2 separate regions of the Homo sapiens genome follow, and region 2 is linked to region 1. A link is a contact called in ENCODE Hi-C or POLR2A ChIA-PET data. All regions are on one chromosome and are shown on one strand. The core of a region is the stretch at or near the end of the contact, and the rest is flanking DNA. Distances in the headings are between cores, read along the strand shown. Region 1 holds the start of DEK (DEK proto-oncogene). Region 2 overlaps ALDH5A1 (aldehyde dehydrogenase 5 family member A1).

Region 1 (7,494 bases), core at 1,769-4,268:
GGTTAGCCGAGGTCAGGCCACTGCACTCCAGCCTGGGCAACGAGAGCGAAACTCCGTTTCAAAAAACAAACAAACAAACAAACACAGAAAAACAAAAACCAAACAAAAACCAAACCAGACTGTGTGGGGCCTATTGCACCTTTCTTTTGGCCTTTCTCCCTTTTGGAATGGGAATTTTACCCAATGTCTGTACCATCACTGTATCTTGGGAGTAAATAACTTGTTTTTGATCTCACAGGCTCATAGGTGGAAGAAACTCATCTTCAGATGAAACTCTGGACTTACAGATTTGGGACTTCTGTGTTAATGCTGAAACAAGACCGGACTTTGGGGGACTACTGCGAAGGCACAACTGAATCTTGAAATGTGAGAAACATATGAGAGTTGGGGGACCGGGGGTGCAATGATATGCTTTGGATGTTTGCCCCCTCCAAATTTCGTGTTGAAAAGTGATTTGCAATGCTGGAGGTGAGGCCTGGTAAGGTGATTAAATCATGGGGGCAGATCCCTCATGAACGGCTTAGCATGGTAATCCGTGGTGGTGAGTGAGTTCTCTCAAGATTTGTTTAAAAGAGCATGGCACCTCCCTCTACAACTTGCTCCCACTCCCAAATGAAATGCCTGCTCCCCCTTTGTCTTCTGCCATGATTGGAAGTTTCCTGAGGCTTTCACCAGAAGCAAATACTGGCGCCATGCTTCTTGTACTGTCTGCAGAACCACGAATCAATAAAACCTATTTTCTTTATAAACTACCCTGCCTCAAGTGTTTCTTTATAGTAACGCAAAAAAAAAAAAAAGCCTAATACAGAAAGTATTTCACTGTCTGGCTTCCATGATGCCTCAGTTCTAAAGTTAAATATTCAGGGTTAAGTAAAATAAAAACTTTCACAATTCTACTTGTCCCACAAACACCTCAAATTAGTAAAAAGAATAATAAATCACAGCTACAATAAAACTATTAGGGGATAAAATTTCTACAACATCATGTTTTTAAAAATAATTTGTCTAGAACAAAACATGGGATTCTTTCAACTACCAACTCTTCCCCAAGCATTACTGTGTTGGCCACTTACAGTATATTTACATGACTTCTCTAATTTTTTCCTGACATGAAGAAAATTCACCATTTCTTTGGCATCTCAACCCTGCCCCCACCAGAAGACCAAAATACAAACAAAAAATTGGAGAAAAAGTGCAGAGCCTCTTTGGCTAGCAGCGAGATAGTGCAGCCAATTTTGTTGTTGTATTAAAAATAATTTTAAAATAACATGTTGTTAAGCAATAGTTTATGTGAAAACTTATATTTAAAAAGCCATGCTTTACTTAAATATGCCCTTCTTAGGGCACATACCACTTTAAACAAACAAAAGGCACACCTTGTAATCTTAACCCAGATTGTGACCACAGGCTGGTTGAGGCTTAAAAAAAATCCGGGTTTAGGAAGAGCGCTTCAACCTCTTCCCAAGTGTGGCTGAGTCGTAAACATATACGAAATAACCGCAGACTAAGCTAATATCAAAGAATGCTAAGAGATGCGACTCGGATTTTTAAATGTTTGGAAACATGTCAAGAAGCGGGTACACCTGAAACAGACACTGCATGCATCCTGGATAAACTGCCGCAGCACACTCCTCTATTCAGTCAAGTTTCCGTTTCACACCTCCAGTCAAATCAGGGCTCATATCGCCCTCCCTTAAAACAGACACAGGTTCGAAACCGAGACAGTGCTGGGCTCACATTTAACTTTCTTTCAGAGTTCACTTTCTTCATTTTTAACTACTTTCTCAAGTAGCAACAGCTTTCACCGCTGTTTGCCAGGGAGGGAAACTTTTTGGTAAATGTAAAAATATTCGAAAGTATTCAAATACTTCCGGGTCTAGCCTTATAACTTCAGTCTTAACGGGCTGCACCAAGACCTTACAATAACTTCAAAAGGCAAAAGATGTGTAATGAAAAGGACAAAATTAGAACATCCACTTAGCAACTTCAAAGGTGCACACACACAGGTAAAAAAAAAAATCAAATCCAAGACCTACAAACTTCCCGTCAAATGATGAAATGTTAACGAACGTTTAGAGCGGACGAGAAGTCGGCTGCACTCCAATACATCTCTACCACGCTAACAAATACTTTAAAAACCGGAATACACAAAGTCAATTCTACGCCATCGCTCAAAACAAAAGCAGATAAATTGTGCACACATTCTCGCTGAAAATCACTCCGACTTCACGCCTCTAAACACCAAAAGAGCAAGAAAACTGTTTCCTGGGTGAAAAATACAAAAAAACTTCGGTCTGAAAAATTCATCAGTTGGGATGCGACTCCCCCCACCTTTTTCCTCCTCCTCCTCCTCCTCGTCGTCCTCGTCCTCTTCCTCCTCGCTCTCCTCTCTGGGACCGGGCATTTCGGGTTCTTTCTCGGACGCGGGCTGGGTGGGGGTTCCCTCCCCCTCCGCAGCAGGGGCCGAGGCGGACATGCTGTGAACCTGCATGCGGGAAGAAAGCCGGACGTCTCGGTCCTCCTACTCCCGCAGGCAGGACCGGGCGGCCACCCTGAATGATGCTACCCTTCCCGCGGGACACCTGCCCTGAAAGTTGCCTCCTCCCATAGCCGGGACCGCAGCGCTCAGTCCCCAGGGGCGGCTTCCCTCCCGCTCCGCCGCCGCCGTCCAGGGATTCCCGAGGCGGGAAACCGCGCCCGCTGCCCCGCGTGCGCGCGCGCCCGCCCGGCCTGCGCTGTTCCCGGCCCGGCCCGAGCTGCCGGCCCTCCACGTCCCCTCCCCCGCCCCAGGCCGCCGTCCAAATGGCCGCGTCCCTCCCCCGTCGGCCGCGGCAGGGGCGACCGGGCCTCCGGCGTCCCGAAGCAGCCCTTACCGCGGATTTCGGCCGCCGCGGGCCTGGCACGCGAGGGCACGAGGAGGTTCTGGGAGGCGGCGGCGGCCGACGCCGAGGAGAAGGCGCGCGGGCCGCTGTCTGGCGTGACGCTCGCGCCGCGCGCTCGGCTCCCCAGAATCAACAAGATTTTCAAAATGGCGGTTCGGGAAGGAGAGCGGGAATGCGGCGACCAATCAGGGCCGCGAGCTGGGAGTTGGCGGGCGCGGGGCGGGGGAGGCGGGGCGGCCGGGTGCCTCCGCGGGAAGCTCGGGCGGGCGGGACCGCGAGGGGTCGCCTCGGCCGCGGGCGGAGGGATGCGCGCGCGGGGCTCTCCCCGGCTGCGCCTGGAGTGTGGTCGGCGCTCGGGCCCCGGAGTGCGGGCGGGCTGTGTCCCGCGGGGCGGGCGGGAGCGGGAGGCGAGGCGGCCTGGCAGCGCGGAACGGAAGGACGCTAGGGGGCCTGCGTGTTTATTGTTTCCACGGTCGCTTCCTGGAAAAGATGATGAGCAGTCCCGGGCCGCGGAGGGGCGCGGCGGGCGCGGTAAAGAAGTTTAGAGATCTCCGAAGTCGCTATCGACAGTGTTACTCTGAGGCGGAGGAGAATTAATCAGCGGTCTCATCAATGCTCCAGAAATCATGCTGGGTGATAGATAACTCCCAAATCTGTATTTCTGAGGACCGCATCGCTTGTAAGGTGCACCGAAAGGAAAAAGATCCTACCTGCCACGTTAAAGGTTCACATAGCCAGCCACATAGATTTACACCCCTGTAAATATAAGGGGAGAGGCTCCCTCCCACCCCATTCCTTCTCCTCTCCTCTCTCACACACACTCTCTGTTTTATAATAGAGGAAATATGTTATTTGGCCGGGTCCAGACCCTTCTCCCAGAGTTCTAGGTCATCTATGCAGATGCTTTTTACACATTCAACACTGCAGACACTCAAAGCAGTATCTTCCCTGCTCAATGCTGCCTTCTTTTGTATGTGATTTCCTTTATTTTCTCCCAACTCTTCAACCACTAGCTCACCTGAAGGATCCTTGTACTCAGTGGACTTAATAGAAATGTGATCAGTGAAATTTGCCTGGACTCTGGGTTGCAGGACAAAAATTAGACATTTCCTTTGAATCTTCCCTTTTCCTTTTGTTCCCCTTCCAAAACATACGCGAATAGTGTCATTTCTACCCTCAAACGGTATGCCATTTTCCACACTATTTATCCCACTCAAATCCTATCCACACTCCACAGCTCATCTCTCCTTCTTGCTGCCTGCAACGTGGTTGGGAGTGGGGGGTTGTGTTTCACCCCTATTTGTGTTACAGCTCTTTCAATCCTACCATTTGGCAGGTCCTGAGTTCTGGTCCTGTGTCCAGGAAGAGTGAGGCACGCAAACAACTGGAGGGTGAGCAAGGTGGACAGGAGCTTCACTGAGGGACAGAACAGCTCTCCTGAGACCTGAAGTGGGTTGCTCCTTTCTGCAGGGGGGTTGTCCCGACTAGCGTCCTGCCCTCAGTGGAGAGGAGACCCATAGTGGGCAGCTCCTTTCTGCAGGCAGGTGGTCCTGACGAGTTGAGGAGACCAAAGTGGGTAGCTCCTTCCTGCAGCTGGTAGGCCTGAGCGCTGGCTGAGTCTGGGGTTTTTATGGGCTCAGAAGGGAGGAAGTGTGTGCTGATTGGCCCATGGGTGGGCCCAGAAAAAGCACCACTAGTTTTCACTCTGGGCTGCAGACTCTACCTGGAACTGGCCACCAGGCCCCCCAGGCTTCAGGCCATCCCTGGCTTGAAGGTGGGCAGGGACCTACCCCTTTCCCCCCAGGAACGTGTCTGCCTCCCACCATCAACATGTCATCCATGGCGCCCAGGCTGTTTGTGCTGAGGGGTGCCTGCAGGCCCACGCGGAGCCACCCTCAGCCCCACCAGCCTCTTTCTCGCACTTGTTGGTGCCCAAAGTCCAGAGAGGGCCAAGGCGGCAGGTGGCTGGTGTGTCAGTGCTGCCCTGAACACGTGCACACCCAGCTGGGTTGCAGCAGCGCCCGTGCCTGGCCACAACTTTGCTCCGCCTTGGAGTGGGCCCTGGGAGTGGGTAGAGAGAGGGTAGAGGCCTGGGAACAGGCACATTCTTTTTTTTTTTTTTTTTTTTTTTGAGACAGGGTCTCACTCTGTCACCCAAGCTGGAGTGCAGTGGCGTGCTCTTGGCTCACTGCAACCTCAGGAGCAGGCACTTTCAGCCTGCAGGGGCAGGGGGTTTCCTGGGCCCCCAAGAGTGCAGGGATGGCTGGGTGCAGAGCTGCGGCTGGACGGCTGCAGCTGTGCCCAGGAACATGGGTCTCCCGCCTCGCTGACGTGGTAGGGGACGGGGCTCTTGCATGTTCCTGGCGCCCGCTGTCTCTGAGGAGTGGGCAGCTCTGGCCACGCCTTCCATACTGCAGCTGGCATCCCCTCAGCAGCTGCTCCAGACAGGCTGTCACTGCCATCAAGACAACGAGCAGGTGAATATATATTCTATGACAATTAGTGATAGCAGTAAAGCAAGTTAAAGAAGATAGGAAGTACCAGTAGGGTGGATGGGATTTTGTTTTATATATTCAACAATGAAGCAATGACTTATTAATAAGATGACATTTGAAGAGATCCTAAGAAAATGGGAGATCTGAAGACCCACTAGGTTATTCCAAAGAATGCTCTAAAGTTTTGGATGTGGGGCACGAGAGTCAGGTAGAAATCAGTGATGACCTTGGGGTTTTTGGTTCAACAACTGTGAGAACAGGAGTAGCTATTCGTTGAGATGAGAAAGACTTCGGGGGTGGGGGTGGGCAGGATGGTTTTAGAGGGGAAAGTGCAGGAGGTGGGAATGAGTTGTTTTGTTTTAGACATGTTAGTTTTGACAATTCAAAATGGAGATTCAGGAGTGGCAGTTGGATTTGAGAGTCTGGCATTCAGCAGAAGAAACTCTAGCTCAAGAAATAAATATAGCAGTTGTCAACATGTAGATGGTATTTAAAGCCCTGAAACTGAATGAAATCACTAACAGGGAACATAGGTAGGGATAAGGGGATATTCAAAATTGTACCTTGGAGCTCTCCAGTGTTGAGAGGTTCAAGAGTGAGAGGGGAACCAGCAAAGGAGAAGAGAAGAGCAACTGTAGCCAGTGAAGTGGGAAGAGACTTACATGAAAATTGTGTCCGAGAAGCCAAGTGACAAAGGAGTGTTTTTGAAGGAGGGTGATCCACTGAGTCACATGCTGATAAAAGGTCAGGTAAGATGAGAACTGATAATTGACCACTGGAAATACCAATGTTGTGTTATCAGTGACATGGACTATTCTGTGGGGTGGTGAGTCTAAATGTTCCAGGAGTGGGAATACAGAGAGACAGGTAGGCAAGGAATGGATTCAGACACTCTTTCCAGGAATGTTGCTGTACAGGAAAACAAAGAAGGAGCAGTAGTTCAAAGGGAGTTTGGTTTTGAAGAAAAGAGACCCATGTTTGTATGATGATGAGAATGAATCAGTGGAGAGGGGAACATTGATGATACAAGAGAAGGAGACAGTAGCTGAAGCCAATCTACAGTAGGTAGGTCAGGTTGGGTTCTCTGTAAGCAGAAGCTGAAACAGAATTTGGGACACCAGGTGATTATTAGAGGTGAAGAACTGTGAAGGGAAGGGGGAAGAAGTAAGATTGGGCAGAGGAAGAGGTCAAACTGCAAAGCTGGCTTGACAGAGCTTCAGACAGCTACGAGGGGAGTTCTGGAGTGAGTGCTGCTCTTCAGGGTATTCTGAGTGGCTGAGCTTTTATATCGCCATACTGCTCAGTCACCGCATGCAGGCAGCCCCAGGAAGGGTGTTACCTCGACTGAAGTGATTCCACTTTAGTGGCTTTGGCAGATCCTGAAGGAGCTGACAGATGGAGGCTGCCTGCTAACTCTAGGGTCTGCAGCTGGGCAGCAGATCCTTCCTTGAAGAGGCATCTGGGTGACACATCTCCATGTCTGCCACAGGAGATGAGGGGACATGGGATCTAGTGCACAAGTAGAAGAGTTGTCCTTGAAAAGGACAATGGAAAGCTGTTCCATTGTAACAAGAGGAAACACAGAGGACATCAGTACCCATGCAGGGCAGGGGTTGGCAGATGTAAGTGGGAGTTTTTGAAGTTTTTATTTCTTTAAGTTTCTCAGTAAAATCCGGGGCAACATTATTGACAGTGAGTGAGTGTGAGAGAGACTGTTGAAGGTTTTTGGACAGGAAATGTGAAGTGATCATGTAGAAAAATGGGAGATGGATGGATTAGGGAATGTCGTAGGCTTGCCATGTAGCTGCAAGGACTCACTGGGATCAATGGCTGTAAAGTGAGAGTGAGACCAGTCAGCATTATTGTTTTTCTCCGGCCATATTCAGCTACCTGGGAGTAAGTACGAAGATGGCAACAACAGCATCCAAAAAGTGCATTTAACCAGGTTGGTATTTTGCTAGGCAGGTAAGAAAGAAGGAGAAAACGGTGAGTGAGTTGAGGATACACACAGGACAAGGAAGATAGTGATGGACCATAGAGTCTGAGCTGAGTAAGGAGGGAAGTAAAGACATGAGAAGGGCGAGGCTTAGTGAGAAGGGTACAGGACCGATCAGTAA
Region 2 (7,494 bases), core at 2,635-5,134, 6.3 Mb after region 1:
GTGTCACAAAACTCATGACCTCAGAATGTACAACACTTGGGGGGCAATCCTAGAGCCACCTTGGGCTTGCGAACACCGTCTGTTTCACTCGAACTATCTCAAGTGTGGTCCCATCTTTCCTGCAGCCATGACTAGACAAAGACCTACTATCCTTAATAAAGCATTTAAACATCCCTAAGCAGCTTCTTAGGCTATGAAATCTCTTACTGGATATTTAAACTATAATAGCTATAGGTACCAAAAGCCTTATGATTATACATTGAGCTAGCAATTCTACATGTTCATCCTGACAGAATCATCACAGTGTTTTTGTCTTTTGTTTTGTTTTGTTTTTGAGATGGAGTCTCGCTCTGTAGCCCAGGCTGGAGTGCAGTGGCGCGATCCACAGCGTTTTTTTAATGGCAAGGATGGAAACAACCTAAATGTCCAACAGATGGGGCCTGAATAAATAAATTACAGAAGAGCCATGCAGTGGAATACTATGCAAGCATCTAAAGGAATGTTCTAGGCCGGGCACAGTGGCTCACACCTGTAATCCCAGCACTTTGGGAGGCTGAGGCAGACAGATCACTTGAGGTCAGGAGTTCAAGACCAGCCTGGCCAACATGACGAAACCCCATCTCTACTAAAAATACAAAAATTAGCCAGGTGTGGTGGCACATGTCTGTAATGCCAGCTACTCAAGAGGCTGAGGCTGAAGAATTGCTTGAACCCAGAAGGTGGAGGTTGCAGTAACTGGAGATTGCGCCACTGCACTACAGCCTGGGCAACAGAGCGAGACTCCATCTCAATAATAATAATAAATAAAGTTCTAGAAACATATGTGCTGACACAAGAGGATCTTCACATTAGAGTGTTACATTAAAGGAGCAAGATATAAAGGGTTATGAAAATTTTAAGATAGACGTCCCAAATATGTGATTCATTGGGAAGATAAAGCAGGTTACGAAACGGTATAATTATATAATTATACCATCCTGTTTTTTTTTTTTTAAATGTACATGTACCTGAATCTGCATGGCTACATTCTAAATGGATGTACTTTAAAATGTTATCAGTGTAAGCTGTGGGTTGTGGGATTCTAGGTGATTTTATTTTCTTATCTCTATGATTTTTAAGCCCATCATATAATTGTTTTGAATAGATAAACACTTACTTATATGGTTGAAAAATTAAGACAGTATTAATGTTTACCATGACAAGTCTCACCCTACCCCAACCCTGACTCACTCCCTCTTTCTATAAATAATGACTTTTAGTGTCTTGTCATCCCAGTGTTTATTTTACTAATTTATTTATTTATTTAATTTTTGAAATGGAGTCTCCCTATGCTGCCCAGGCTGGTCTGGAACCCCTGGCCTCAAGTAATCCTCCCACTTCAGCCTCTTAAGGTGCTGGGACTACAGGTGCACACTACCACACCCAGCCTCTTCCCAATGTTTCTTTATCAAATACAAGCAAATGTAAATATATATTCTTATTTCTCCGTTTTCTTATGCAAAGTTATCCCATGTACACCACTGTGCACCTTGCTTTTTTCACCATTTGGTAATTTTTTTAAACAAAGGCTTAACAATCCTGGTAATGGATTTCTGTGCTCACAGCTTTCTCTCCTCTGCTCACAGATCCTGTTGCACCACGCAGCAAACTCTGTGAAAAGGGTCTCTATGGAGCTGGGCGGCCTTGCTCCATTTATAGTATTTGACAGTGCCAACGTGGACCAGGCTGTAGCAGGGGCCATGGCATCTAAATTTAGGAACACTGGACAGGTGAGTCCTGGAGAGTATTTCAGGATGTGTGTTTGCGTGTGCATGTGTGAGTGTGTGTATGTGTGTGTGTGTGATATGTGTGCATGTGAGTGTGTGTGTGTGTGCGTGTGTGTGTGTTACAAAGATCCCACCACCTCTACTGCCTTATATCCCATAAGGAAACTTTTGGGTTCCTTCCATTATTCATTCTTTATTCATTGACTCTTTCAGCAAATATTTAGTATATGCCTTACTTTTTATTACCAGGGTTATACTAGGCTCAGAGGGGCCCCCCCAAAATAAGGTACAGTCCCTGGCTTCAAATAATTTTCTGAACAGCAGATGTCCTTTAGTCAAATTGTTCTCTGTTTTCTTCTTTCCCCTATCCTTTTAATCTGGTTATTTTTATAGTTTTCTTTCATTGATCTTTTTTCTACTGAACGGATATAATCTCCTCAGACACAGAACAGCCTTGAACAATTGGGGTCTCTGAGGCCAAGGGAAAGAAAGTAAGAAAATGTTGAGGAGGGTGGTGGCTGGAATAACTCAAAACCCTGTTGCCTGCTATGACCCAGTGGGGCCTCGCTGTCCCGAGATGGAGGGAGCCTCAGAGGTGCCCTCTACAGGGCACAGGCCCACGCCAGCAGTGTTTTAGAGGAGCATCCAGGCTGTCCTGGGAGACCAGAGGCCTGAGCTCATGTCTTCCTAGGAAATCCTGGAATATTTGATCTGTCAGGGACCTTCACAGTTATCAGCTCTACAAACGTTGCATTTTAGAGATGAGGAAATGAAACTCTAGAAAGAAAAAGTGACTTAGAGATCAGACGTCTTTGGGCCACAGTGTCAAATCTGCTGAGGAGCTGGGACTCTGAGCCAAGGCTCCTGTCTTCCAGTTCTATCCAAGCTGCTGCCAGGGTCCTGCCTTCTTAAATATTCTTAAGCATTCATCTTAAAAGTACCATCAATATGTAATTTTAAATGCATTCTAGAAACAGAGTAAATATCCCTGAAAGGTTATATTGTGAAAAAACTGAAATGTGTGATATTCTCTATCAAATAATTTTCATCCTTGCCTTGGCCTTTGGTAATTAAGTTTTTCCCTTCCACATAACCTAAATAAGCTTGGTTTTGTCTGAAATAAGTATATTTTCCTTCATAAATACAAAATGTCAATATATGTTACCATCAATTACACTGTAAGGCTACAACTTGGGGACAGGTATGGTGGCTCAGAACTGTAATCCCAGCATTTTGGGAGGCCAAAGCAGGAGGATCACTTGAGCCCAGGAGTTGGAGACCAGCCTGGGCAACAGAGTGAGACTCTGTCTCTACAATTTTTTTTTTTTTTTTTTTTTTTTTGTGTGACAGAGTCTCACTCTGTTGCCCAGGCTGAAGTGTAGTGGCATGATGTCAGCTCACTGCAACCTCCACCTCCCGGATTCAAGAGATTCTCCTGCCTCAGCCTCCTGAGTAGCTGGGACTACAGCTAATTTTTCTATTTTTAGTAGAGATGGGTTTCACTATGTTGGCCAGGCTAGTCTCGAACTCCTGACCTTAGGTGATCCACCCACCTCAGCCTCCCAAAGTGCTGGGGTTACAGGCATGAGCCACTGCGCCCAGCCAAAAAAAATTAAAAATTAGCTGGGCATGGTGGCAAGTGCCTATAGTCCCACCTACTTGGGAGGCTGAGGTGGAAGAATCACTTGAGCCCTGGAGGTCAAGGCTGCAGTGAACTCATCACTACTGCACTCCAGCCTGGGCGACAGAGCGAGACCCTGTGTCAGCAAAACAAAAGACTATAAGTTGGTGTTGGACCACATTCCTCTTAGCCTCTGCTGTTGCTGCAGCATCACAGTCTCCTAGGAGAATTGCACTCTTTCCCCACCCCCCAGGGAAACAAAATAAAAGCCATTTGAAAAAAACATGGATTGGGTGGCTTTTTTTTCTTTTCTTTCGTGTGTGTGTGTGTGTGTGTGTGTGTACAGGTGCTTATTGCCAACTAATCACTGATGCATAGCAGCTGTGTAGCATAGCAGCTGTGGAGGGAACTGGAGGGGAACATGCACTGACTCAGTGCTTTTATCTTTGGGGCCAAGCCCACGTGAGGAGGAAAATGGCAGTTTGAGCACATGACAACCACCGAGGGAAGTGTTTTCACAGAGAGGCGGTAGCAGCCACACGTTCACTGGTCAGGTCTGCAGCTTCTGACAGACTGTGTGGGTTTGTTTTTGTCTCCTGTCCAGACTTGTGTTTGCTCAAACCAATTCTTGGTGCAAAGGGGCATCCATGATGCCTTTGTAAAAGCATTCGCCGAGGCCATGAAGAAGAACCTGCGCGTAGGTAATGGATTTGAGGAAGGAACTACTCAGGGCCCATTAATTAATGAAAAAGCGGTAGAAAAGGTAAGTATATTGTATTATTTGTGAAAGTAAATTTCATGGTTTCAATATGAAAAGCTTAATCAGCAAAAAACACTTTGGCTGGAGGGGTGGGGATAGAGAGGGGTGGGTTGACAGAATATTACAGCTAGACAGAAGGAATAAGCTCTGGTGTTCTACAGCACTGTAGAATGACTGTAATTAGCAACAATGTATTGTATATTTTCAAATAGCTATTATTAGAAGAGTAGATTTTGAACGTTCCCAGTATAAAGAAATGATCAATGTTTGAGGCGATAGATGTGCTAACTATCCTGATTAGAGTATAGAGTATGAGAGATCTACATCTATACATGGAATCGAATGGAATTTTCAATGATGTTTTCATACAAAAACCACAAAGGTTAAAATAAGTAAAAAATTAATAATAGCTAAAAAAAATGATGTTAAAAGGCAAAAAAAAAAAATGAAAACAAAAAAGTCATTTTGGTAAAGTGCCCAGCAAGCCTATTTTGTAAACAATGGAGAAACCTGAGAAAAGTGAATTCTGCCTACCAGTTATATGAATCGGGTTGTTGTCTGGTCATGAGCTGCTATAGCCCTGCCATTGCACCAAGTCCCCATGCGGTCTGTCACTGTAGCTCTTTACTGTCCTCCCTAAATTTTGTTATAGTGATGATAATTCTATCCCTCACTGCCTCAGCAATTAGGATCTTGAGACAAAGTTCATTCATCTTTTGGAACACCTATGGAATGGAAGACTGGCTTGGTTTTGAGATGGTTTGCGTTTCGGCTGTAATGCTGATGTTGTCCTGTTCTTTCTTCTCTTGATGACAAAATCCCTGTCTAAAACAGTCCTTCATGAAAGTATCCCAGCCGGGGGTGCAGAATCACAGATGCCGCGTTCAGGATTTAGAGATATTGAGGGGAAACTGCTTTTAGGAAAGATTTGTTTGTTTAAAAAAATGTTATAATCCATACTACTAGCTATATGAGACTTCTCTCCTTATTCTACTGTTTTAAAAAAATCCATTTTGGAGTCACAAGAAAGTTTCTTGTAATATCAAACATCCAGTTTTTTGTGTTTTTTTTTTTTTTTTTTGAGACGGCGTCTCGCTCTGTTGCCCAGGCTAGAGTATAGTGGTGAGTCTTGACTCACTGCAACCTCCGCCCCACTGAGTTCAATTGATTCTCCTGCCTCAGCCTCCCGAGTAGCTGGGGTTACAGGCACCCACCACCACGCCTGGCTACTTTTTGTATTTTTAGTAGTGCTGGGGTTTCACATGTTGGCCAGACTGCTCTCGAACTCCTGACCTCAGGTGATCCACCTGCCTCGGCCTCCCAAAGTGCTGGGATTACAGGCGTGAGCCACCATGCCTACCCAGAAATGGTTTTAACGGAATATTTTAAATCAGGAAGACAGTAGAAGCTGAAGATTGTGTGTGGGAAAGAAGGGAGGAGAGGTGGTCAGAGGGAGACACACAGTGGAGGCACAGCCAGCCCCTGGATGCAACTGAAGAACCAGAAGCAAGTGACAGCCAAGTCAGTACTCATCATGGGAAGCACAGCCCCACCGCTGTTCCTCAACCTCCTCAGAGCCTGAGAACCAAGCCCTGACTCCATGGCTGCCTCCACCCCGTGGGCAGTCAACTCAGCTGAACCCACATCCATTGCCTTGGGAAACCCAGGGAAGCCTCGAGGTTTGACAGAGCTCTGATAAATTTCTAGTTACTGTCTTGGGATTACTCTAGATAAAGAAAATACATTAAAATTTACATTGGAACCACCTGCATTTTAGAGGTGACTTTGGACCTTGGGGACAAGGCAGGGGTATTCACTTGTCTAGTGAAGGCAATTTGGGTCTAGGCCAGCTGTGGTTCAAGTCCTAGAGTGGTGGTCCTTAACTCACACCGTGCCTTTATCGACTACAGTTGCCTGGGACCCATCCAAGAAGACTAGGTGTTAATTTATGTGTAGTCAGCCTAGGCATTGGCATTTTCTAAGTGCCCCAGTATGATGCTAGTTTGCAGCCAGTCTGGGAAACCACTCTGTCTTGAAGATTTTTTTCCCCAAAGGGAAGACGCAGACATTGTCCTCCAGATGGTGCTGTACGCCAGGACTTCAAACAAGCAGACAGCGAGATTTCTTTTTTGCTGGAGAGAAATTTGGTGGAAACCACCTTGTTTAAAAACACTTCATTGTGTTGGCTTTAGTGTACATACTGTCATAGAGTGGGTTCTAGGAAAAAAACACTGCATCTCACATTAATATGACAAGAAAAGGGCAGAGCAGATTATATTTGGGGAGGAAGGGGGTATTTTTGTTAAGTAGAATTATTTTTATAATATAAAATTCATAGAAAGTAAGCCATCCTAGCCGATGGGGATTAGTTGCAGGTGATGCACTATGAGAGCATTGCAGGAGGGGCATGGATTTCAAAAGAGTCAGTCTCAAAGACAGAATGCACTCACACCTATATTTACCTTCCTGAAACCCTATAGAAAATTCAGCTGAGGGCCGGGCACAGTGGCTCACGCCTATAATCCCAGCATTTGGGAAGCTGAGGCGGGTGGGTCACTTGAGGTCAGGAGTTTGAGACCAGCCTGACCAACACAGTGAAACCCTATCTCTAAAAAAAAAAAAAAAGAAAAGAAAAATTAGCCAGGTGTGGTGGCAAGCACCTGTAGTCCCAGCTACTCAGGAGGCGGGGGCAAGAGAATCTCTTGAACCCACGAGGCGGAGGTTGCAGTGAGCAGAGATCGCACCAGTGCACCCCAGCCCAGCCTGAGCAACAAAACAGAAGTCAAAACAGAAGTCAAAATAGATGGGTCTACCCAGGGGAACCCTGCAGAGGAAATTGGTGCCATTTTAAACGACAGAGCCTTTCTAGAATTGGTGGCTACAGAAAGTAGGAATAGGAGGAGGGGAGGAGATGAAGCTGGTTGATTCTACTTCTGCACAATTTTCTGGGTCATTCCCACCATCCCTTCTCACCACGACCACCACCAAGACACATGAGACAGCAGAGGCATTTGTTCTGGGCAGGACAGCTTTTCTGAAGAAATATAGTAGGTATCTAGGCAGACTACAGCTTCAAGAGCGAGGCTAGGTACCTCAGGGTAGGGCTCTCTCGACTTTGCCTTTTGGGGAAGGGAGCTGCCCTTATGTGAAGCCTGCAAGTTAGAATAAACCCAAGCTTAAAACAGCAAAGACCACTCATGCCACACATCCCCAAATTGATCAACCCAGTCCTTGTGTGTGTGTGTGTCCCCCAAACACACTGCTGGAGCTGAGAAGGAGCTGACCAGGTTAGTTTCGACAACTCAGTCCTTCATTCAGAAAGATGAACAACCAAGGATCATGATGGG

The links. A loop is a pair of places that touch in the nucleus more often than their neighbours do. ChIA-PET counts read pairs that join two places held with the same protein, here RNA polymerase II (POLR2A). Pooled maps may share reads with other maps.
Region 2: a map with no recorded cell type shows a loop between it and region 1 (5-fold over the local background). The contact joins the enhancer-like site here to the promoter of DEK in region 1. A Hi-C loop is called at or near these places in 1 of 37 single-sample maps with no recorded cell type and 1 of 50 pooled maps. POLR2A ChIA-PET finds 5 or more read pairs at or near these places in 1 of 52 experiments (activated T-cell).

The regions. Positions count from the first base shown.
Region 1 is chr6:18,261,512-18,269,005 of GRCh38, forward strand. DEK (DEK proto-oncogene) reads right to left here and starts at 3,019. Exons shown (of 11, transcript NM_003472.4): 1 at 2,874-3,019; 2 at 2,332-2,485. The coding sequence starts at 2,476. LOC124901270 (a long non-coding RNA gene) reads left to right here and starts at 3,021. Exons shown (of 2, transcript XR_007059486.1): 1 at 3,021-3,566; 2 at 4,219-7,494. RefSeq lists an enhancer at 2,143-2,694 and silencers at 2,580-2,639, 2,700-3,059, 3,100-3,379.
Region 2 is chr6:24,518,776-24,526,269 of GRCh38, forward strand. ALDH5A1 (aldehyde dehydrogenase 5 family member A1) reads left to right here. Exons shown (of 10, transcript NM_001080.3): 6 at 1,626-1,769; 7 at 3,992-4,150. Among named protein-coding and RNA genes, the nearest start is that of ALDH5A1, 28 kb to the left of the region's middle. RefSeq lists silencers at 2,260-2,309, 3,679-3,728. Within about 2 kb of position 3,885, at least 4 of the 41 ENCODE cell types and tissues checked have a DNase peak (open chromatin) inside an H3K27ac peak, as active enhancers do.